4 separate regions of the Homo sapiens genome follow, and all the other regions are linked to region 4. The links are chromatin contacts, found by Hi-C or POLR2A ChIA-PET in ENCODE. All regions are on one chromosome and are shown on one strand. The core of a region is the stretch at or near the end of the contact, and the rest is flanking DNA. Distances in the headings are between cores, read along the strand shown.

The links. A loop is a pair of places that touch in the nucleus more often than their neighbours do. ChIA-PET counts read pairs that join two places held with the same protein, here RNA polymerase II (POLR2A). Pooled maps may share reads with other maps.
Region 1: a loop to region 4 is called in a pooled map, with 5 times the contacts of the local background. The contact joins two enhancer-like sites. A Hi-C loop is called at or near these places in 3 of 37 single-sample maps with no recorded cell type and 8 of 50 pooled maps. POLR2A ChIA-PET finds 5 or more read pairs at or near these places in 4 of 52 experiments (CD8-positive, alpha-beta T cell, CD8-positive, alpha-beta memory T cell, T-cell and 1 more).
Region 2: POLR2A ChIA-PET joins it to region 4 with 34 read pairs in activated naive CD4-positive, alpha-beta T cell. The contact joins two enhancer-like sites. A Hi-C loop is called at or near these places in 2 of 50 pooled maps. POLR2A ChIA-PET finds 5 or more read pairs at or near these places in 4 of 52 experiments (CD8-positive, alpha-beta T cell, H1, T-cell and 1 more).
Region 3: POLR2A ChIA-PET joins it to region 4 with 12 read pairs in naive thymus-derived CD4-positive, alpha-beta T cell. The contact joins the promoter of PROKR1 here to the enhancer-like site in region 4. A Hi-C loop is called at or near these places in 1 of 168 maps with a recorded cell type or tissue (naive thymus-derived CD4-positive, alpha-beta T cell) and 7 of 50 pooled maps. POLR2A ChIA-PET finds 5 or more read pairs at or near these places in 1 of 52 experiments (naive thymus-derived CD4-positive, alpha-beta T cell).

The regions. Positions count from the first base shown.
Region 1 is chr2:68,201,997-68,208,153 of GRCh38, reverse strand. The region is part of intron 2 of PPP3R1 (protein phosphatase 3 regulatory subunit B, alpha); the gene reads left to right. Among named protein-coding and RNA genes, the nearest start is that of PPP3R1-AS1, 47 kb to the left of the region's middle. RefSeq lists an enhancer at 2,086-2,586. Within about 2 kb of position 4,458, at least 4 of the 41 ENCODE cell types and tissues checked have a DNase peak (open chromatin) inside an H3K27ac peak, as active enhancers do; they include CD8-positive, alpha-beta T cell, where a contact is called at or near this core.
Region 2 is chr2:68,223,756-68,230,159 of GRCh38, reverse strand. The region is part of intron 1 of PPP3R1 (protein phosphatase 3 regulatory subunit B, alpha); the gene reads left to right. Among named protein-coding and RNA genes, the nearest start is that of PPP3R1-AS1, 25 kb to the left of the region's middle. Within about 2 kb of position 4,804, at least 7 of the 41 ENCODE cell types and tissues checked have a DNase peak (open chromatin) inside an H3K27ac peak, as active enhancers do.
Region 3 is chr2:68,640,174-68,646,325 of GRCh38, reverse strand. It overlaps PROKR1 (prokineticin receptor 1), which reads right to left and starts at 2,747. Exons shown (of 3, transcript NM_138964.4): 1 at 2,478-2,747; 2 at 20-664. The coding sequence starts at 504.
Region 4 is chr2:68,384,977-68,390,960 of GRCh38, reverse strand. PLEK (pleckstrin) reads right to left here. Exons shown (of 9, transcript NM_002664.3): 5 at 4,275-4,459; 6 at 2,470-2,574. Among named protein-coding and RNA genes, the nearest start is that of PLEK, 23 kb to the right of the region's middle. RefSeq lists enhancers at 1,766-1,815, 3,066-3,485, 3,506-3,685. Within about 2 kb of position 3,265, at least 7 of the 41 ENCODE cell types and tissues checked have a DNase peak (open chromatin) inside an H3K27ac peak, as active enhancers do; they include CD8-positive, alpha-beta T cell, where a contact is called at or near this core.

The DNA.
Region 1 (6,157 bases), core at 3,209-5,708, 180 kb after region 4:
AGACAGCAGTTTTGCTCTTGTTGCCCAGGCTGGAGTGCAATGGCGTGGTCTCGGCTCACTGCAACCTCCACCTCCTGGGTTTAAGCAGTTCTCTCTCAGCCTCCCAAGTAGCTGGGATTACAGGCACCCACCACCACGCCTGGCTAATTTTTGTATTTTTAGTAGAGATGAGGTTTCACCATGTTGGCAAGGCTTGTCTCGAACTCCTGATCCCAGGCGAGCCGCCTGCCTCGGCCTCCTAAAGTGCTGGCATTGCAGGCGTGAGCCACTGCGCCCTGCAATGAGTCTGTTTTATAGTTTCTCTAGAATTGAAAGAGTTCCACTCAAAATTGAGCTTCTGTTTACCATTTAGTTTGAGCATGTGACGTGAATTATTCCTCCACTTGATAGTGGAAAGAAAGAGGTGCAGAGGTCTGTAATTAGGCTTTAGGCTGCATTAGAGTTGGGATTGATTGTGGCTAGCATAAACTCCAATGGGGATGAGGTACTAGGACATTAATTTTTTATTTCTCAGTCAAAGAACAGAAGTCTTGAGGGAACCATAGTTCACAGATTCTTTTCTGCTGCTCATTCTTTAAATCTGGGACTGAGGGCCAGAGAAAAATGTCCTAGGGCAAAAGGCAGATAGATGTTCCTTACGTACATCTGGGATGGCAAAAGTCATGGTTTTTTATTTGTGTGGTAAGCATTTGAAATAAGATTTCATACACTGTTAAAGCTGTCCTTTTCAGTTAATCCTCAGAACTTAGTAGTAAGTCTTCTTTCTTATCACTTTAATCAATACTTTGATTAAACTGTTGAGCCTTGTCACTAAAGATCTATACTTGTCATTGTTCAGCCAGCTGTGAATCTATCTAAATTATTTTGTCTGTTATGTAGTTCTTTTTTCCTGCTTGGTTCACTAGAATCTTACATGCTTTTTTTTTTTTTTTATCATATTTTCCTGACTATTTGGATCAATTTCCCAAAAATGACCTTCTCCACATTAAAACTGCCACTTTTTTTGTTCACCCACACATTGTAGTAATTTTTTTTTTTTGCTTTTTTTTTTCCCAAAACCTCTTTACTATTGGAAGAGCTTAGTTTTATCTGTGAATAGTGCTTTCATATTATAAGATTGTTGAAATCAGTCCTTGACACACTTCACTATTTATACTTCCCTATTTAGGTTAATTCCTGTCATGCCTTCTCATCCCTTCCATACCTAGCTCAAGCCAGTGTTCTCTGTTTGTCCTTATTTAATTGCCCCAGCCACAGTGTCCTCTCAGCTTTTCTTCTTTCAGTGTAGTTGTGCTACTTTTTAAAAAAGTTTAACAGGACTCTAAATTATATGCTGTAACATACTGTATTCTTTCCTGTGCCACACAGATAAGTAAGCACCTACCAAGTACTTATGGATTAGCCACTGGGAAAAAGGGAAATACATAGATTATTACAGTATGGGTAAACTATTACGAGAAATAAAAACACAGGTTCCAAGGAGGAAAAATGACCTTTGGTTAAGGAAATTAAGAAAAGCCTCCTGGAAGGGGTGACATTTGAAAGCTGTGTAGGATTAGAATGTGGATTAATTCTTTGACCTGTGTAGTTATTTCTCTCAGTCTCCTTATATGTTACCGACATCATCAGCATTCTACCCAAACTTGCCTGCATTACCTGGTTTTAATAAATGATTTTGCTCCTAATGCTTGAGAAAACTAGGGACTGAGAAAACTTGGGGATGATTTAAGTGTTGGCCTCCCCCCTCACCTCTGCCTGCCACAAGAGAAACTTGTCTGATCTCACATTTAATCTTAACCTCCTTTCCTTCAGTATCAGGCCTCCCTTTTTCATGGTTAGCCCTTCCCCTGTGCTTTTGATCTTGTGCTATCTCATCTCTAGGATCTTACTTTGTTAAGTTTCTCTTTATTTTCCCATATGTCTTCAGCTTCTTCCTCTCTTCAGTTTATAACACAGTCGACTTCTCTTTGATTTTGATCCTGCATGTACCTGGAAGTTTCTCTCTGTTCTTTCACGTATTTGAACCTTTTAAGAGCCGCCGGGCGCGGTGGCTCACGCCTGTAATCCCAGCACTTTGGGAGGCCGAGGCGGGCGGATCACCTGAGGTCCGGAGTTCAAGACCAGCCTGACCAACATGGAGAAACCCCGTCTCTACTAAAAATACAAAATTAGCCGAGTGTGGTGGCGCATCCCTAAATCCCAGCTACTCAGGTGGCTGAGGCAGGAGAATGGCTTGAACCCAGGAGGTGGAGGTTGCTGTGAGCCGAGATCGCGCCATTGCACTCCAGCCTGGGCAACAAGAGCGAAACCCCCTCTCAAAAAAAAAAGAAGAGCCTACACAATCACCTTTATTTCCTTATTTCTGCTAATTTCTTGGTCTACTGCAATCTGGCTTTCGGCTGCTATAACTCCACGGACACTGCTATCAAGGTCATCTTCATTTTATCAACACATTGTCTAATTGCCACATCTGGATTGATTTAAAAAATCTACAAAATCACTTGTGACCTTTGGGGAAATTTGAACACTGATTATTTGATACCAAATAATTAATTTTTAGGTGTGATAATGTTATGATGTGTTAAAGAGTTTTTATCTTTTAGAGATAATACTGTTTAGGCTAGGTGCAGTGGCTCACCCCTGTAATCCCAGCACTTTGGGAGGCCGAGGTGGGTGGATCACCTGAGTTCGAGACCAGCCTGACTGACATGGTGAAACCCCATCTCTACTAAAAATGTAAAAAGTTAGCAGGGCATGGTGGTGCATGCCTGTAAACCCAGCTACTTGGGAGGCTGAGGCAGGAGAATTGCTTGAACCCGGGAGGCAGAGGTGGCAGTGAGCTGAGATTGCGCCATTGCACTGCAGCCTGGGCAACGAGTGAAACGCCGTTTCAAAAAAAAAAAAAAAAAAAGATAATACTGATTACTTACAAGGAAATGATATGTCTGGGATTTGCTCTGAAATAACTGGGGTGGGATATAGATAACATTTTTCTTATGTTTAATGGTTGAAACTGGATGATGAGCATATAGAATTCATTATACTCTTTTTTCAAACTTTGTGTGTGTTTGAAATTTTCTATTATTGAAAAGTTGGGGCTTTTTAAATAAATGGAAAAGGGGAGAAGGAAGTAACCAAGAATAAAATCAATAAGAAATAATTATTTAATTACAATTCAGAATGGCATGCAGACTGTAAACTTTAATAATAAGTGGCTGTTCAAACTAATTTTCACCAGTAAAAGAATTGGGACTTTGACAGTGGAAGCATAATGCCTGGCATAAAGCAGATGCTGAGTAAATAATTGGTTGACTGAATTAGCTAGCAAGAGCTCAGAGCTGGATTACATAGACAACTCGTTGGATAATTTTAAAGGCTGTATACCTTTGGGAAAACCTGGTAGTTACTAGTCACCCCATTTGTTTTCATAAATAATAACAATCCATAATGGTATGGTGCTTACCATGTCCCAGGAATTATTCTAAGCGTTTTACATACATTAATTCTTTTAATTCTCATATTAGCCTCAGGAGAGGGGCACAATTACTTTCCCCATTGTACAGATGAGGAAATAGAAGCAAAGAGACTTTAAATAACTGGCTTAAGTCACACAGCAGGTGAAGTAACAAAGCCATGATTTGATCTTAGGCCATCATGTTTCATAGTCAATATTTTTAATCATAGTATTATATAGTCTGTCTTCAGTAAATCTTACAAAATTAATGTTATAATTGTCTACATGAATAATTCTAGGCAAGACTAGATTTGTCTAAGACATAGGTATTCTGATATATATATATCAGAATATATATATATAGTGTGTGTGTGTATATATATGTATATGTCATTCAATTCAGTGTTGGATTTTTATTGAATTTATTCTAGGCCGTTGTGACTTTATTTCTGTCTGTTGGCTAACCTCTCTGGACTAGGAAATGTATACTCTGTTGAGGTGATTTGCTCAAAGTGGAAGCCTTAGTTCTAACTTGGCATGATAACTTTGGAAAAGTGACTGAGTGCAAGATACTACCTTAGATAATTTAAGCAGAAGACTAGATTGGGGCACAATTGAAAGTAAGAGTGGAAAATCAGATTCAGCTAATTTTTGATAAAGCCAGTGTAATTCTGAGTGGTTTAGATAAAATTAGTAAACACAAGGGCTGTTTTGTAGACTAAATGTAGGTGAAAGATTAAATCTTTTATCTAAAAAGATGTCTCATCTCTCTTTTGTTAGAAGGTCCCCTAAGAAGAGCTTGGCAGACTCTGAAGGAACCTCTCCTTTTGCATAATGAACTGCCAGTAGAAACCCTTCTAGCCGTTAGAACGCTGTTTCTGTTTTTAGTAAACAGTTTCACATTCAGGCAGTTTTGTTTCTGGTTTGAGTATTTACAGGTGATGTGAAAGTTTAAGGATAATAACTTTGCTGTTAATGTCTGCTCTTAATCACATTCGTCTCAGGGAGGTTTGCTGTTTTGAAAACAGTGTTTTCAGAGAAAAAGGTTATCTGTAGTTAATTTGATTTCCTCTTTCATTTCAGCATTTTTTTTTTTTTGAGACAGAGTTTCTTTCTTGTTGCCCAGGCTGGAGTGCAATGGCGCGATCTCGGCACACTGCAACCTCTGCCTCCTGGGTTCAAGCTATTCACCTGCCTCAGCCTCCCGAGTAGCTGGGATTACAAGCATGTGCCACCACACCTGGTTAATTTTGTATTTGTATTAGAGACAAGGTTTCACCATGTTGGTCAGGCTGGTGTTGAACTCCTGACCTCAGGTGATCCACCCGCCTTGGCCTCCCAAAGTGGTGGGATTACAGGTGTGAGCCACTGTGCCTGGCCCTAAAATGCCATTTATTGTTAAAACATTGTATGCCGTTAATTTTGAAATTGACTTGTGCAGTTGTTGCTTTACATTAACATCTTCATAAATTTATTATACAGTTAATGTTTCTTAGACAGTTTACCAGCTGTCATTTATCATTTACTTGGTAATTTAGTGATCTCAATTCTGATTTAATTCACCTAGTCACTGAGAATTACTTATGCTTTGCTTGCTCTCAGTAAAGCATTAGAATTAAGTAATGACGAGAAGAACAAAGGATTTTCTTAAGTATAGTACATGAACTTAAATAGTTTGGGTTACCTTGTTTTAGTGTTACAGACGGTTTTTAATAATCCCTGGATTCAAATTAGCCGGGTATGGTGGTGGGTGCCTGTAGTCCCAGCTACTCGGGAGGCTGAGGCAGGAGAATGGCGTGAACCTGGGAGGCGAAGCTTGCAGTGAGCTGAGATCATGCCACTGCACTCCAGCCTGGGCGACAGAGCGAGACTCCGTCTCAAAAAAAAAAAAAAAAAAAAAAAAAAAATTCCCTGAACTCTCTAGTATATATTAAATATTTCAAGTTTTTAAACAAGTAGTCTCAAGTAAAGGACTGGCCGGGCACAGTGGCTTACACCTGTAATCCCAGCACTTTGGGAGACCGAGGCAAGTGGATCACCTGAGGTCGGGAGTTCGTGACCAGCCTGGCCAACATGGTGAAACCTCGTCTCTACTAAAAATAGAAAAATTAGCCGGGCATGGTTGTGGGTGCCCGTAATCCCAGCTACTTGGAAGGCTGAGACAGGAGAATCACTTGAACCCAGGAGGCAGAGGTTGCAGTGAGCCGAGTCTGTGTCATTGCACTCCAGCGTGGGAGACAGAGCGAGACTCCATCTCAAAAAACAACAACAACAACAACAACAACAACAACAAAAAACGAAAAAAGAAAAGGAAGGACTGGCTTTATTTGCTTTATCCACACTGTCAAATTTTGGTATTGTGGCAGCACTAAGAAATTTGTAGTTTCGGTAATGAGGTTCATGACATATAGTAATCTCGTTATCTAGCACAAATTTGAGTAATTTGAAGAAATCAGTTACTTTAGCTAGTGAAAAAGTCTAGCTATCTGCGTAACAAAAATAAAACTTCTTGAATCTTTCTCAGAATGTTAGAGCAAAAGATAAAAGATATGGAAAAATGTGCAAGGAAAGAATGATTTGGAGAACACAGAGTGATAGCGTCTGACTGAAAGAAATTTCAGGAGCTGTATTAGATAACATAGAAGGGGAAATAATCAGTGAAATAAAAGGAGAAATTTCTCTTTCTTGAAAAATTGAATCTTT
Region 2 (6,404 bases), core at 3,555-6,054, 160 kb after region 4:
TTAGCTGGGCACGGTGGCGAGTGCTTGTGGTCCCAGCTACTCAGGAGGCTGAGATGGGGGCATTGCTTAAGCCTGGGAGGTGGAGAATGCAGTGAGCCAAGATTGTGCCGCTACGCTCCAGAGTGACAGCCTGTCTCCAAATATATATGTGTGTGTGTGTGTGTGTGTGTGTGTGTGTGTGTGTGTATGTGTGTATATATACACACACACATATATACACACATACACACACATATATATACACATATACACACACACCCGTATATATATATACACACATACATACACACACACACACACACCAATTAAACATACTGGCAGAATCAATTAAAGACATTACCCAATCATATGATTTCTGTAAGAAATTTACTTTAAATGTAACAATATAGGCATGTTGAAAGTAAAAGGAAGGAGAAAGATGTATCATGCAAACATTAATCCAAAGAAAGCAGGTATGGTTATATTTAATATTAGATAAAGTAGACCTCATAACAAAGCAGTTACCAGAGACAGTGACTAGGCATTATATGATAAAAGGGTTAATCAATCCACTAAGAAGACATAGCAGTTTTAAATGTGTTAGCAGTAGAACTGCAAAATATATGAAAAAAGACTGATGGAACTAAAAAGAGAAATACACAAGTCCAAAATTATAATTGGAGACGTCAACACCTATTTCTCAATAAATGGTGGAGTAACCAAGCAAGAAAATCAGCAAGGATATAGAAAGATACTCAACATATGTAATCAACCAGTGCTATGTAATTTATAGAATGCTTCATCTTTTCAAGTGACCAGAGAACATATACCAAGGAAAGTTATGTCCTGGGCCATAAAAGTAAACCTCATTTGGGCATGGTGGTTCATGCCTATAATCCTAAATGCTTGGGGTGGCTAAGGTGGGAGGATTGCATGAGGCCAGGAGTTTGAGACGAGCCTGGGCAATGTAGCAAGACTCAGTCTCCATGAAAAAAAAAAAATAATTAGCTGAGCATGATGGCATATGCCTGTAGTTGAGTGGATGAGGTGGGAGAGGATCACTTGAGCCCAGGAATTTGAGGCTGCAGTGAGCCATGTCATGCCACTACACTCAAGCTGAGTGACAGTGAGACCCTGTCTCAGAAAACCCCCCAGAAAACATAAACACATTTTAAGGAATTGAAATCAAAGAATGTGTTCTCCTACCAAAGTGGAATCAAACTAGAAATCAATAATAGATACCTGGAAAATCTCTAAACACTTCCAAATAATCTATGAGTGAAAGAGGAAGTCTCAAGGGAAATTTTAAAAAATACATTGAGCTTCATGAAAATAAGAATACAACATACCAAAGTTGTGGGATACAACTAAAGCAGTTTAGAGAGGGAAATTTATACCACTAAATGCACACATTTGAGAAGAGGAAAAGAAAAGCCCCCTCAAATCAATAATCTAAGCTCCCACTTCAAGAACCTAGAAAAAAAGATGAGAAAAATCTACCTGAAGCAAGCAGAAGGAAGGAAATAGTAAATGAAATAAAAAACAGAAACAATAGAGAAAAACCCTTTGAAACAAAAAGCTCATTCTTCAAAAACATCAGTAAGACTGACAAGTAATAAGACACAAATTACCATTATCAGGAATGAAATAGGGGACATCACTGTAGACCCTGCAGATGTGAAAAAAGATAAGGGGTTACTATGACCAATTTTATATACATAAATTTGACAACTTTGAAGTAATGAACCAGTTCCTTAAACACAAACTATCACACCTCTTCCAGTGTGAAATAGAATTTGAGTAGCCCTGTTTCCTTGATACCAAAATCCAAAAAAGATAACTATGGACCAACATCCTCATGTCAGTGTAGATGCAGAAATCCTTAAAACATTAACAAATAGAGTTAATATTTTTAAAAGATTATACACCATAATCAGTTATGGTGGTTTTATGGGTGCAAGGCTGGTTCACTATTTGAAACTTAGTCTGTATAATTATATTAATAGACTAAAGAATAAAACCCAAGACAAAACAAAAACTTAGAAAAATATAGAGGGAAATGTTATCAGTTGAATAAAGAACATCTGTGAAAACCTACAGCTGACATTATACTTAATGGCAAAAGACAGTACTTTCTCTGTAAGATCTGTAACAAAGCAAGGATTTCTGCCCTTTTTAGCGTAGTGCTGAAAGTTCTAGTCAGTGCAGTAATGCAGGAAAAGAATATAAAGGCATACAGATTGGAAAGAAGAAAAACGGATCCCGTTTGCAGATGGTATGACTATCTACATAGAAAATTTTCAAGAAATCTACAAAAAATAAAAGTACTAATGAATAAGTTCGGCGAAATTGTGCACAATACAAGATAAACACAAAAATTGTTGTTAACATTAAATAGTAGAAGGAAAAACAGGAATGGGGGTAATTTAGGTGTCATTTAATAGGAAATATAGTTTAACTGTCAAAGTGAGTAATAGGATCTTTAAAATAGTTAAACATATTATGTGCCTTCAAACATTTGCTGGATGGATTCACTCAAGTTATAGATTGTAATTATGGCAGCATTTATCAGACTAGAAATTTTAAGGTTTTTTTTTTTTCCCTCCTAAAATCATTAAAGAAGCTTGGATCTGTCATAGGTATGATTGGTTTTTATCTCTTGTTTCTGTCTTTTGATCTTTTCTGTCCCCGACATTCATGCATCCAAACACCTTTTGCTTTGTATTTAAGAATAAGGAGAATCTGTTCTAGAACAGTTACTAAGATGGTCAGTGACTTTACCCTAGAAAAAATTAATTTCATTATGATAATTACATTAATTGTGCAGTCATCAAGCTTTCAGCAGGTAAAGACATTTAGATTGATTCCTAAGATAACTTACTTTTCAAGTTCATGTTATTCAACATTTTTAAAAAATATTCTATTACGATTGTCAGTTTTGGGATCAGATCTGTAGGAATCAGGAAAATAAAGAAATTTTCTGGCAAAGAAATGAAAAAACTTGGTTCTCTTTGGTTTAGAGTTACTTTGATCTTAAAGTGACAAGGTTTGAAAGAATAAAAATAAACTTTATAGATGCATTCTGTAAAGCTTTGAATATTTCAGAGAATATGCAGTCAGAATATTTAGACATCTTTATCTAGTAGAGTTTAAGAGATGACAACATTTCCTTATTTGGTTATAGACTCTTTGTGAACTATAAATATTACTTCAGTATTAGAGTACTGTTTGCTTATTTAAAATGTATGCAGATCCAAATGCTTAATACTCATTATAAAAAGTGAGCATCAAAAGGAAAGAGAAAATCTAAAGTGCTTGAATAACTGGACTTTTAAGAATTCGGGTCTTCTAATGCCCTTAATCTAACCTTGTACTTTAACGCATTGATGCTTAAATTAGGACTTAAACCGTTCCAGACTTTTACCATGCACCTAATCAAATTCTTCCTTTAAAGTAAATTTAGGACAATGTTAAATCTGGCAAAGGATATCAAAAGATAGTAAGACAGTTGGTGCCTTCATGGAGTTTAAAATCAGGGAAGGAGACTAAGGGATGAATTATAAATGTCAAGATTACTGTAAGTGTAAATAGTTTTTGGTGTCTCATGATTCTGTAAGATTAATCTGGAAAATGTTATTTGCTATGAATACATTACCTTGAAATGTGTCTTATAAAAATAAATCCATATAGTTTGAATTTTGAATAATATGACAGCTGTGAAACTTTATTGTTTTAAAGAAAGTGATGAGATTGTTTCTAAACTGGAGACTAAAATTATGTATTAAGCAATTCCATTATATTTGGGACTAAGGTCCTTAATATTTTGAGTTATAAAAATCAGCTTTATTGAGGTACAACTTACCTATGGTAAAAACTAACTAGTTTTAAGTGCATAGTTAATGTGCCTTGATAAATGTATATAGTTTTGTAATCACCACAGTCAAGATGTAGAATAGGTCTATCACCCTGAAATGTTACCTGGTACCCTTTTGTGTTCACTCCCTGTTCTCCCCCTCTACCCCACAACACCTTAACTTTCAGTTACTGTAGTTTGTTTTTTTGTAGCATTTATAAATGGAACCATACAGCACATAGCTTTTTGTGTCTGGTTTCTTTTACTTAGCATATTGCTTTTGAGATTCATTATGTTATTGGGTGTATTAGTAGTCTTTTCCTATTCATTACCGAATAGTACTCCATTGTCTGGATATAACAGTTTATCTGTTCACCAGTTGAAGACATTTAGGTTGTTTCCAGATTGGTCTATTAAGAATAAAGCTGAATAAAGCTGCTGTGGACATGTGAGTACAGATTTCTGTGTGGACATGTTTTCATTTCTGGTTACACTAAGAGTCCAACACACTGTTTTTTTGAAATAGCGGTACAATTTTGAGTTCCCACTAGCAAGATATAAAATTTTCATTTGCTCTACATCTTCACCAACACTTTGGTATGTCAGTGTTTTTATTTTTAGCCGCATACACTATAAGTTTGGATATTAGTTTTCTGTTGCTGTGTAACAAATTCCCATAAACATAGTAGTCTAAAACAGCACTCATTTATTATTTCATAGTTCTGCAAATCAGAAGCTCACCACTGCATGACTGGGTTCCCTTCAGAGTATCACAAGGCTGAAATCAAGATGCCATCCAGACCAAGTTCTCCTGTGGAGGTTCTGGGGAAGTCTGCTTTCCAAGCTGTTCACGTTATTGGCAGAATTCAGCTCTTTGCCCTTATGAGATTGAGCACTCTGTTTCCTTGCTCCTGTTCACTAGAGGTCACTCTTATCCCCGTCAGGCTGCCTGCATTCAATGCCATGTGGCCTCTCCACTTCCCTTGTGTTGAATTCCTCTCCTGCTTTGACTCTTTCATTTTCACCTTCTTAGACCACACAGGGAAAATTGCTTTTAAAGGGCTCTTACAGGTCAGGGCCACCTGGATAAATCTTATCCAGAGGTGGTTGATTTGGGACCTTAATTACATGTGCAAAATCCTTCTGCAGCAGTAACTAGATGAGTGTTTGATTTAGTAATTGGGAGAAAAAGTATGTATACAAGGGGTTCAGAATTTCAAAGGGCTACCTAAGAATTCTGTTCACCACATAATCATTTATTCCACATCTTCAGTTACACTTTGTGTGTCCATTTTTAAATTATAGCCATATTTATTATGCCAGTTGCCTGTATAGTAATATCTCACTTTGGTTTTAACTTGCATTTCTCTAATGTCTAGTGATATTAAATGTCTTTTCATGTGTTTATTTGATGTTAATCATATCTTTTGTTGTGAAATATCTATTCAAGTCTTCATGTCATTTTTTTTAAATTGCATATTGCTATTCAGTTGTTGTAGCATCATTTGTTGCAAAGATTTTTTTTCCCCATTTAATTACCTGGAAACCTTTCTTGAAAATTGTGTGTGTGTGTTTACTTTATTCTGTCCAATTGATATTTGTCTGTTCTTACACCAGTACCACTCTTTTGATGACTAGCTTTATAACTTTTTTTTTTTTTTTCCTGAGACGAGTCTTGCTCTGCTGCCGAGGCTGGAGTGCAGTGGCGTGATTTCAGCTCACTGCAACCTCTGCTTCCCAGGTTCAAGTGATTCTCCTGCCTCAGCTTCCCGAGTAGCTGGGATTGCAGGCGCCTGCCACCACGCCCGGCTAGTTTTTTTTGTATTTTCAGTAGAGACAGGGTTTCACCATGTTGGTCAGGCTGGTTTCAAACTCCTGACCTCAAGTGATCCACTCGCCTCGGCCTCCCAAAGTGCTGGGATTACAGGCATGAGCTACCGCACCCAGCCCTTCATAACTCTTTAAGTCAGATATTGTTAAGTCCTTCACCATTGTTGTTTTTCATTCAGATCCCTTGGCTGTTAGGTTCTTTGCATCTCCATATGAATTTTAGAATTAGTTTATTGATTTCTATAAAATATTCTGCTGGGATTTTTATTAGGATTGTCTTCTATATGCAGATCATTATGGGAAGAATTGCCATCTTAACAACATTGAGCCTTCTGATCTATGAACAAATATAGCTGGGTTTTCTTAGATCTCTTTCTTAGCTATGTCTTATAGTCTTCATGTGTACTCCCTGCACATCTCTTATTAACTGTTTCTAAGTATTTTGTATTTTTGATGATTTTGTAAATGGAACTGCATTCTTAATTTCATTTTCCATGTTTCCAGAATATGAAATATATTTAACTTTTGTATATTGACCTTTTATCTTGCCGTCTTGCTTAATTCATTTATTAGTTTTGATAGCTTTTTAGTAATTTGCTTAGGATTTATGTACATACACAATTATGTCATCTGCAACGAAAGGCAGTTTATTCCTTTCCAATCTGTATACCTTTTGTTTTTTTTTTTTTTTGTCTTCCCTTTTGTATTTGTGCAGATGTCTTTATCTTGTTCTAATCTTAGG
Region 3 (6,152 bases), core at 1,498-3,997, 260 kb before region 4:
CCACTGCTGCTGCACTCACCTGTCAATGGCGATGGCCAGCAGGGCATTGGTGGAGACATAGAGAGAGACAGTGCGCAGGTAGTTGACAGAGGTGCACAGGACGTGGCCGTGCTCCCAGGAGAGCTGGCGCACCACATAGTAGTCCATCTCAAAGGGGCAGCAGACAATGGCCACCAGGAAGTCAGAGATGGCCAGGTTGGCGATGAGCAGGTTGGTGAGGTTGCGCAGTTTCTTGTAGCGGACCAGGGCAGCGATAAAGATGAAGTTTCCAATGCCGCAGACCAGCATGATGCCCACCAGGGCCATCCCAATGACAATCTTGGCAGCAAAGAACGTCCTGGAATTGGTCACATCCTCATCTTCATCCAAAGGCATATCATAGTCGCTGTAGCTGAAGTTGAATGGGAAGGAAGTGGCATGGGCTCCATGAGGGTTGAGCACAGAAAGGAAGCTGGTGGAAGTGTTGGTGGCATTGTCATCCATGAACCCCATGGTGGTCTCCATCTGGCCAGGTGGTGCTGTGAGCAACACTGCTCAGAATTCCCCAGGGCAATGTCTGCAAGGCTGATGTCACCCCTCTCTGCTATCAGCCAGCTCTCCCTTAATGAGTCAGAATGTCTCTGCCAGCATCTTTGGGGTATGGTATCTGAGCTCCATTCTAAACCTTTGAAAGACATACAAACAGTTGGCTATATGTTGCAGTAAAGCTGGCCAAATTCAAAACCACCCTGTAACCTAAGCAGACCTATTAGCTCCCTGCCCAGAGTGAACATAGGGTGATGGAGTGGAAATAAAGGAACCAATGAGAGAAAATGAATGAAAACCACATACTCAATTAGGGAAGGGTGGATTGCTATAGAGACAATCAAGCACTGGCTCAGTTTATTTCTGTTCCACTGAAGACTCAGAAGTGTTGCACCTTTTCTCAAGGACAAAAGTTGGGAGTGTGGGGAGGCTGAAGAGAAAGAAATTTCTTTAAATGCTATTTAAGAGGGAGGGCTTTCAGACAAGCCTGTCTGCTCTCCTTGCTCTTCTGGCAGAACATGGCTCTAAAATCACAGAGCCATAGAGCAGCCACCTTCCTCACTATTTGCTGGACTTCCTGTTCCCACATTAGAACCTGCTATGACCCTAGAAGCTGGGAACAGCATTTATGAAGGCCTGTCCCCAGACAGAGGCTGTAGGGTAAAGTCACAGCCTGTGACTAACCAAGTGATGAGAATGGGGACGCTAGAGCAAAATTTTTCCTTGGCTGGTTGAGTGTCCAGGGGTAAATAGCTTAAACACTCAGAGGTTCAACTTCTGCCAGGCAGGAGATCAATAATGTCTGCACAGCCTGGAGCTCCCTGGAGGAGAGTGTTACACCCTAGAACTGCAAGGAGTTACTACTGCGCTCTCAGGCCTCCTCTGTCAGCTGCAAGGAAGGGGAGCGAAATCCTGATACAGGGACTCCACCACACCACATAATGGGGCTGGGGTGAGGGGTCTAGGGGGGTGTCAGCTGCCCTGGTGGGGACAGGGAGGCAGCCAGAGTCCCCCTGTCCCCTGCTCTCTCCCTGCAGTCCCTCCCAAACCCTGAAGACATCAGACCAGGGAGTGGGACGTAGAAGGAGGGCTGAGGTCTGGAGAGCACCCTAAAACAAATGTCAGGAGAACAGAGGGAAGAATGCAAGCCAGAGTTTTCCTGGGAAAGGAAGATGAGGAAGATGCCCAGGACCCCACCTCCCCACCCCCAGGAAAGCCTGCTCTCCATATTCCTCCGAGGCAAAACATCTGGAGCCTGTCTTCTTGGGGCCAAGTTTAAAGTCCCTCTGCGCCCCAGTGAGGCTCAGCCCCATTGCTGCCTCTCTGTCCTAACTCCTTACCCTGATTTTTTCCTTCCTCCGAGCTCTCAATTCTGTCTGGCTCAGCCCTTGCCCTCTGCCCACTCAGGGAGGAGAGGCAGAACTCAGCTGAAAAGAAGGAGGGGGGCAGGCTTGGAACCCAGGCGGGACAAGCCCCACTCCTTGCAGGTCCCGTGGGTCGCAGAGGCATGCCACTCCTGGAGGGGTACCCCTACAAGCATGCTACCTGAAGGGTCAAAGTAGTGTTTAAAAGCAAAGAATACAGAAGCTTCGGGGGTGGAGAGGAGGGCGTCACGAGATTAAGGATGATTGTCCAGAGGTCTTTTCTCCTTTATTCTCACCGTTCAGAGGGGAACCCCAATCCTACCCCCACCTGGTGACCTCTCGATCGCTAGAAGCCTCTCTCACAAACCCCTGCTGGCAAGTCCCCCGCCTGCTCCCAACTTTCTCCCTGGAGCCTGGGCAGCTTCCCCTAAGGACAGAGGAGGGGAAGCCTGGCTCTCCTGAAGAAACTCACAGGAGTGAATCCCTGGCAAAGTCCCCTCTTCACTCAGAAGCCGCCGCACCCCACGGCCGCAGCCAGTGCAGCGCGGGGTCCCTGGAGCATCCTCCCCGGGAGGGCGCGCTCTGTACCTGCGGCATCGCGGAGCCCGGCAGGCAAGGTCCGGGTTTCTTATTCCGGGGCCGGATCAGGAGACGCTTCTTCCAGAAGCCGGCAGGCGAAGGGCAGGTCCCCGCTCCCTTCCTCCTCTGCTCGGGGCTCTTTCCCGGCTCTGGCGGGGGAGTTACCTTCGCGCCGCCGCTGCAGATCCCCCGACCCGGCCCGCGCCGGACTCCCTGTCCCCGCCTCCGGTGGCCGTGAGGCGCCGAGGTGCGGGCTCTTGGCGAGGCGTGTCGCCAGCTGGGCTGCAGAGGCCGGGATCGCCCTGGGCGGGAGCGTCCGGATCGCCCTGGGCGGGAGCGTCTGGAGCTCCCAGGCGGCAGCTCGCGACGAGGACGCGCGGGAGGGAGCCGGGCCAGGCGGGCTGCGCGTTGCCCGGCTCAGGCTTCGGAACGGCCGCCTGGGGCAGGAACGGGGTCGCTGGGGCTCCGGGCAGGGCTCTGCGTCAATCCCGCGCCGGGGGCACCCATGCAGGGCGGCTGTGCCCGCCTCGGGGCACGGGGCTCCTCGGCGGCTCACCTTGGCAGCCCAGCGCCGTCGGAGTGGACGGACACGGCCCCGCTCAGCCGCGAGCTTGCAAAGGACCGAGGAGCCTCCCCCGCTGCTCACACACCTCCTCAGGGGACACTCAGGGGCCGGCCCCAACCTGGTCCCCTGGGCCAGCCTGAACGGACACCAGGGCCATCTTTGTTGCCAGCTGCCCTACCTCTCCGTAAAAGAGGCTCAGAGAAGTGCTTTCTGGAGAGCAAACAAGGGGGCGGGGTAGCACACTGGAGAGAGGAAGGACCCCCGCCCAGGGATGTCTGCTTAGAAGGCTGGGACGGACAGCGCTGACTTACAGAGCACAGTCTACCTTTACAAGCCCATAGATTCCTCAAAACGTGAGGCATATAGTCCCGCAATCCCACTCCAAGGTATGTAACCCCAAACTATTGAAAGCAGGGACACACATACACTGATGTTCATGGCAGCACTATTCACAGTAGCCAAAAGACAGAAACAACCCAAATGTCCATCAGCTAAGTGGATTAACAAAATACATATAGTATATACATGCAATAGAATATTATCCAGCTGTAAAAAGAAATGATAACAAGTGTTGGTGAGAATGTGGAGAAACTGGAACCCTGTGCACTGTCGGTAGGAAAGTAAAATGGTGAAGCCACTGTAGAAAACAGTATAGGGTTTCCTCAAAAAGTTAAAAAATACAATTACCATATGATCGAGTGTTTCCACTTCCGGGTGTCTAACCCAAAAAATTAAAAGCAGGGTGATACGGTTTGGCTGTGTCCCCACCCAAATCTCAACTTGAATTGTATCTCCCAGAATTCCCACGTATTGTGGGAGGGACCCAGGGGAAGGTAATTGAATCATGGGAGCCTGTTTTTCCCATGCTATTCTCGTGATAGTGAATAAGCCTGACGAGATCCTGTGGGTTTATCAGGGGTTTCCACTTTTGCTTCTCCCTCAGTTTCCTCTTGATGCTACCACGTAAGGAATGCCTTTCACCTCCTGCCTTGATTCTGAGGCCTCCCCAGTCATGTGGAACTGTAAGTCCAATTAAACCTCCTTTTGTTCCCAGTTTCCGGTATGTCTTTATCAGCAGTGTGCAAGTGAACTAATACACAGGGTCTCAAAGGCATGTTTGTACATCCATGTTCATAGCAGCATTATTCACCATAGCGAAAACATGGAAACAATCCAAATGTCCATCAATGATGAAGGGACAAACAAAATGCTCCACATACACACATACACTCACATGGGAACTTCCAAAAGTTTGTGGGAAAATGGAATTAAAAGATAAAAATACATAAACTTTAGCTCTCAGCATAAGCTCCATCACGTTCAAGATGCTTTTGTAATGATGGCAGACATTTAGTCCATCTCTAAAGGACTAAGGATCCTGGGAATTTTTCTATTTTATTTATTTATTTTTATTTTTTTGTTAAAACAGGGTCTGGCTAGGTTGCTCAGGCTGGTCTCAAACTCCTGGCCTCAAGCAATCCTCTCACCTCAGCCTCCCAAAATGCTGGGATTACAAGCATGAGCCACCAGGCCTGGCATGGGTCCTGGGAACTTAACCATGTCAATGAAGCCCTTTTTTTTTACATTATTAACGTAAGAAAAATAGCTGCTCCTTAAAGACTTTTTAAGATTAGGAAATGAAGTCAGAAAGAGCCAAATCAGGATGGTAAGAAGGATGGCTAATAATTGCCCTTGTTCAATTAGAGGAATGAGCAGTAGTATTGTCATGGTGGAGAAGGACTCTTTGGTGGAGCTTTTTCAGGCATTTTTTCTGCTAAAGCTTTGGCTAATTTCTCAAAATACCCTCATAATAAGCAGATATTTCATTCTTTGGCCCTCTACAGAAAATCACATGCAAAATACTGTGAGCATCCCCCAAAAACTATTGCTATGACCTTTGCTCTTGATTAGTTTGCTTTTGCTTTGTCTGAACCACTTCCACCTCTTGGTAGCCATTGCTTTGATTGTGCTTTGTCTTCTGGATCACACTTGTAAAGCCTGTTTTTTCTGTTATTACAGTTCTTCAAAGAAATCTTTCATGATCTTGATCCCGCTTGTTTCGTATTTCCATTGAAAGCTCTATTCTTGTCTACAGCTGATCTGGTCACAACAATTTTGGCACCCATCAAGTGGAAAGTGTGCTCAACTTTAATCTGCCAGTCAGAAATGAGTAAGTTCAACCAACTGAGGTGTCTGTGGTGTTGGTTATGTTTATGCTGTTAATCATCAGTCCTCTTCAATTAGGGCATGAATAAGGTTAATTTTTTTCTCACAAATTATGTGGATGGTCTGCTGCTGCAGACTTCATCTTCAACATCCTCTCGTCCCTTCCTGAAATGAGTATCCACTTGTAAACCGCTGATATCTTTGGGTCATTGCCCACAAAAAGCTCTTCGTAAAGTATCAGTGATTTCACCATTCTTCCACCCAAGCTTCACCATAAATTTCATGTTTGCCGTTGCTTCAATTTTTCAGAATTCATGTTCCTCTGAGAGGGGCTCTTTTCAAACTGATATCTTATCCTTCTTAGTGACTCAAACTAGATCCTGTTCAGACATGTTGTAACAAATGAGTACGAGTTTATTTGGGTGCAAACAAAAATTGAAATCCATGCTTACTTTTTTCATAATATGCATGCTCCCCAAATTTTTGAAGCCCCTTCATGTGTATGTGTGTGCGTATATACACAGAATGCAATATTATTCAGCCTTCAAATGGAATGAAATTCTGACACATGCTACAACACGGATATACCTTGAAGACATTGTGCTAAGTGAAATAAGCCAGTCACAAAAGACAAATACTATATGATTCCACTTACATGAGGTAGCTAGAGTAGTCAAATTCATAGAGACAAAAAGTAGGATGATGGTTGCCTAGGTCTTGGGGAAGAAGGAATGGGGAGCTATTGTTTAATTGGTACAAAGTTTCAGTTTTGCAAAATGAAAATAATTATGAAGATGGAGAGTGGTAATGGTTGCACAACAATCTGAATGTACTTAATACCACTGAACTGTATATGTAAAAACTGTTACAATGGTAAATATTTTTTTTCACTTTACCACAATGAGAAAATGGGGAAAAAAGGAATGGTGTACTGACACATGCTACAACATGGG
Region 4 (5,984 bases), core at 2,016-4,515:
CTAAATGTGGTTGAGAATTAAACAAGCAGATGCTTTATTCATTGTCATAACAGAAACAATTATGTAAAAAGGGATTATACTGAATATAATCTAAGATCATTCATCCTCAAACTTGCTGCCAAGTAGGATTATTTATCCTGGGATGAGAAAATAATGGGGCAGGGATAATGGCCTCCAGTTAGCCACAGCTACTTCCCATCTGTGAGGCTTCCCATTATAACAAGCCTTCTATGAAGTTAATCCTGGCTAACTCCCAGCAGTAAACACAAGGGAGGCTTACTTTTGGAATTTTAAGAAAAAGTTTTTAAAATTCTGAAAATCCCTTGGGTGATTTTGATGTAAACTATGGTTACTAACCACTGAGCTAAGAGATTAGAAACATTAAGGGGAAGTGTCAATTCAAATCGAAGAGGTTTTTGCTCCCCAACCTCTGAAAAAAAATTCAGAGGAAAGAATATTGTAAAAGAACAAAATTCCTGAATGCACGTAGATTTCTGTTTTCTTCACATAAAAAGGAAGCTTCTAAGAAAGACTATTTAACTTGTATACTGATAATAGAATAAATTAGCTTTTAAGAAAAAGGCTGGCTCAGTGGTTCTCAGCTTTGGCTGCACATCAGAATCACTTGGGAGCTGTAAAAATCCAGAGGCTCTGATTAAATTGGCCTGGCATGCAGTTTTAACAGTTCCCTGGGAGATCCAAATGTGCACCAACCGAGCTAGCTAAGGCTAAATTGTACCTATCAAAGGCCAGACAAAGGAAGGCAAAGGAAAACACATAAGTTCAATCCTTGTCCCTATTGTCTTCAAAATACATCCAGACACTCATTACCCACACACAATTTTTGACCATCCCAGGTCTCCTACTGGGCTGCTTCACTGAGACGTGGCTCCAGTCCAGTCCCAACTTTATCTACTGTTAGCCTTCATCCTTGGCTTTCCAAGAGCCCCATTCTAGATTAGGGTTTGCCCAATCAACTAATTCAAGAAATAACTGATAACAATATAGAATTATGGAAGAAATCAACAAAATAAAGAAATTTCCTCCCAAGTTACTCTTCTTGTCTTAACAGCCACATTCCAGCACCTGCAATCAAAGAGCCAGGAACATAGGAATATTTGGCAAAACCAACGAGAAAGCAGCAGCGGGCAAACTGTCCGTAGGCAACTGCCCGAGCCTTCCCGGCATAAGGCTGGCTCTGCCCCATGCCTTTCTTTTAATCTAGCCAGCTGGTCACCCTGTCATAAAAAAATACTATAATAGTCCATGAATTCTTTATAAATTCTTGCCATATATTTCTTAGGACACTGTTCTCTTAAAACCTGATATGAAGGTAATTTTTCCATTCGAATGTCCCACTTCCCCCTGTGAAACTCAAAATCCATACCTATACCTCCTTTCAGCTATCCCAGCCCAGAGTCCCTCTTTATAAATGTAAATATGGGCTCTTCTCTGGTTCTTCCCTCCTTGCCCATTCCATTAATCACTAAGATGGACATTCAGGGTCCTAACATGAAATAAATCAGATCCCCCAGTCCCGTGGAGCCTATAGACAGTACATGGAAATCTCCTGATGGCAACAGATTCTCTCCATTATATACTGAGCAGCACTTTTAAGGCAGCTCACAGTGCAGCCAGGAAGGCAAGACCTTGGTCCTGCAAAGCAGCCTTGGCCTCTAAGATGCCTTGTGCAAGTATCAACTAGCTTCCCCCTGAATATTCTCATGTCTTCCTGCGACTTCCTCCACCAGGTACTGGTCCTGGCTTCCTCAGTCATCTTGGCCCCTGTCCATCTCTTACCTCTTGGCATCATATGCCTTGGCACCTGGTAACCGACTAGAGCTCCTCAGCACTCTCCAGCCCTTGCCTCCAAGACTGATGGTGGCCTGTACCTGTGGACACCTGGACATCCCCCCAGGACTCTGTCCATGCCCTCAATCTGCATTTGACTTTTGCCTGCTGTTCCTGTGAACTGGCCTCTGCATGCCCAGGTTTTGGTCTTGTCATGCCCTAAGCACAGACTGGAATGACTCTTCTTTGCTCTCAGTGGTGTACTCTGTTCCTCTTCTGGGTGTAGCCTGTTCCTGTTTTCCTGGTTGCTTTGAAGGGAGGAGGGACAGGTAAAATGGAAGTACTTTTACCATGAGACAGCTTTGTCTTTTGGATGGCATCTCTTAGACAATTTATCTCCTCCGGCCATATTTTTCTTGAAACACCTTTTTTTTTCCTATGATATTGATAAAAGAGGCATTTTCCTACTTTTAGGGACATCTTCTGCCCTGTCAAACTCAATCTTCCTGATCTAAAGCCACTTTGATATCTAAAGAGCTACTCATCTATCTTTCACTTTGTGGGTTTCATTTTCTGCTTGACTATTAACCAAACAAACCAAAAGTCACTGGGTAACTTAGAAACAAAAAGGACCTTGTAAAGGGAAAAGGCTAGATGGGAGCAGTTGTGGCCACTCACCTGCTTCAGTAAACATCCCTGCTTGATAATGACCCCTCTGAATTCTTCTTTCAGAATCACATCATCATCACTGGAATTCTCTTCACAGAAGAACCCACTGTCTGGCTGTTGGAAAATCAAACAGCAAGCTAACATCACCAGTCTTAGGCACATTGCAACTTGTGCCATCTCCATTCCCCCTCCCCTCCAGCCATGAGGGCAGCCTCCTCCTTTTTCCTCCATTCCTGTGTACATCCCAATCTGAACTTCAAAGGTCCTTGATGAGCGAGTTTCTCCTCCTCCTTTTACTTGCTTCCGGGGCTGTTCCTTTCTTGTCTCCACTCAGGTGTGATCTTGTCAATATCCTTTTATTCTGGAGGGTCTCCCAAGCTGTATCCTAACTTTAGCTCCATCTTCCTAACCAGGCACATGTCTGCCTTCAAAGCCTTCCTTCTCTTGGGATATCATGGTCACATCCTTGAAAGCAGGGCAGGCTAATTTCTCATTGGCAATACTATCACCAGCTCAACATTTGCCACTGAGCCCCCTCTTGGAGAAAAGTGACAGCATGTGTCCAGCCTCTTCCCCTGAGGTTATGAGGGAAGTGGGACTTGCTCAGCAAAAGTAGATGATGAATCAGACCGAGGAAGAGGAGCCACTGTGATGGGTATTTTTAGAATCCTGCATTGAAATGGCTATAAACGACCAGATCAAAGGACTGAAGAAAAAAAAAAAACAGACTGTGGAACTTCCCCTAAAGTGAAATGAAACCCTCTAGGGTGTTCACTTCATGTTTATAAGAAGAATGGTTCTCTTAGGTAACTTCCTAAATTCTGTGCTCTGATCCAAGATAGAAACAAAACTGCCAAAATCCCCCAAGAAATCCACCATTGCTCACATGGCCTAAGAACAGGTTCACATTGTATAATATAGTGTTTCCCAATCGTGGGTAAGCATACTGTGGGAGGTACACAAGATGACTGCAGGAAGTGACATCTGTGGACACATTTTGTATTAAGAGTCATGTGTTTTAACATACATTTGGAATAATGCACTTAATACATCAAACCTGTGATTTATAGACTCCTGTCTGGAAAGGAAGCTGCAGTAGGGCAGGATTTTTGCCTGTCCCTCCAGTACGCTTGTCTACGTGGCTGTATCTTCTTGTCTTAGAGAATGCTTGCCATGGACTAGGGTCTAAGACAGTTTTATAAATGAATTATTGCTTAGAATAAGAATAGATAGTTGGGAGGCAGAGGCAGGTGGATCACTTGAGGTCAGGAGTTCGAGACCAGCCTGGCCAACATGGTGAAACGCTGTCTTTACTAAAAATACGAAAATTAGCTGAGTGTGGTGGCGCATGCCTGTAATCCTAGCTACTCGGGAAGCTGAGACAGGAAAATCGCTTGAACCCGGGAGGCGGAGGTTGCAGTGAGCCGAGATGACACCACTGCACTCCAGCCTGGGTGACAGAGCAAGACTACATCTAAATAAATAAAAAATAATAATAAGTAAATAGGAAACAATAAACTTTAAAATGTCCTTTAAAAATTTTTTTTCAAGTAAACAGTAGTATCCTTTTATAATAACAAATTCACTTGGACAGGGCGAGTGTTGTAGAGAGGGCAGCTGTTGAGTTGGGAAATGCTGGTATAACAGAAGCTCTAAATGGGCCTGGGAGCTTCAGGTATTCCCTTGTTCTTCCTGGCTGACCTCCCTACCCGCTGCCTAACAGCGCTCTATAGATGTCTATGAACTGAAATCAATCTAGAATCTGCTCAGGGCAGCCTCCCTTACAGGAAGAAGAGATGGGGAGCTTTTCTTACAAAGTAGTAGAAGGCATCAGGGTTGTCCAGGAAAGGGTTTTCAGCAGTTCCATCCACTGCACTCTTGGACATGTCTCCAGCAGGCTGCAGATACCCCTCATTGAGCAGCGATGAAGCAATCATGAGGCCTTCCTGGCGATTCCTAACAGACTGGTTGGATACCAGCCAATCAATGACGCAGTTACCTAGATGGGACCAGCACAGGGAAGGTTAACTCTCCTTACCGAAGAACAAGCCCCTGACAATCACCCCTGAACTGACTCCAGCTCACCCACAGGTCTGACTTGTCTCGTCTCCCCTGTTATTTCAAGAAAGAGAAAACAAAATAAGTGGGATAGATACCCACTAGAAACAAACAAACAAACAAAAAACTATGTAAAGGGTTTTTAAGAACATCTACATGCTGCTTAAGAAGAAACACATGACCAGGTATGGTGGCACACCTGTTGTCCCAGCTACTCTGGAAGCTGAGGCAGTAGGATAGTTGAGCCCAGGAGTTCAAGACCAGCCCAGGCAACATAACAAGACTCCATCTCAAAAAATATGTACCCTAAAACTTAAAGTATAATAAAAAATAAATAAATAAAAACAAAAATAAAATAAAAAAATAATAACTTTAAAAATAAAAAAATAAAGTCTTTGTCTTAAAAAAAAGCAACACATGCATCAAAGAAATAGGTTTTACTAACCCACTCACTTATCCCATTGATGAACAAACATTTACTGAGCACCTACTCGATGCTAGGTACTCTACTGGGTGTTGGAGAAATTCCCTCAAGGAGTGTAAAAGGGCATGATGGGTGTAATAAATAAGTCTTGTAACAAGTGCTCTGCTATAAGTCAGTTGCGAGACTACTGGGTCAAATCTGAAGGTGTGAAAGAGGTGAAGGAGGTGAGAGAAGAGGGCTGTGCATCACCATCAGGAAAAGATTCATAGAGGAAGTGACACTGGGCAGAGGCTTAAAATATGAGTAGGCGTTTGCCAAGCATATGAAGCAGGATGCAGAGGAACCAGCACAAGCTGAGGGGGCAGCAGTGTGAACAGATGCACTCAGGCATAAAGCAGCCCCATGGGGCAGGGGAGGAGTTGGTGGAAAGAAGGCAAAAGGAAATAAGAGGAGGAGGGAGGTGAAGGGTGGGTGGGGAGAGCTTTGATGGCACAGTAAGAAATTTGGCTAATGGGAAATCATTTTAAGTTTTTAAATAGGAAATAATGTGATGGATATATGTCCTAAATTAAAATTTGATGACATCACCTGCACTGATTGTCATGACTTTGCAGAGTCTAGCAGGGACCTTGAGAAGTCATTTAAGCAATCTTCTGGTCAAGAGATGATTGCAAAGAGAAGAAAATGAAATTGACCCATACATTGGATTATTAGCAGGTTACAATGAAGCTTTGTATTAAAAACAGCATGTTTGTTCTTACAACAAAAAAAGATAGATATTTGAGGTGATGGATACACTAGTTACCACGATTTGATCACTGCACAATGTATATGTGTATCAGAACATTAATTGTGCCCCATAAATACGTACTATTATGTGTCAATTAAAAAAGATAAAAATAAAAAGCAGTGTGTTCCTTACAAATGTAGCCAACAAGGGAGTCAACATGACAGCCTGCCTGTCCTGTCATCCGGGCAAAAGCAGTAGGGATGCCACCCTCAAAACAGGAGTGACAGCAGTTGGATAGCGAGCCTTCCATGA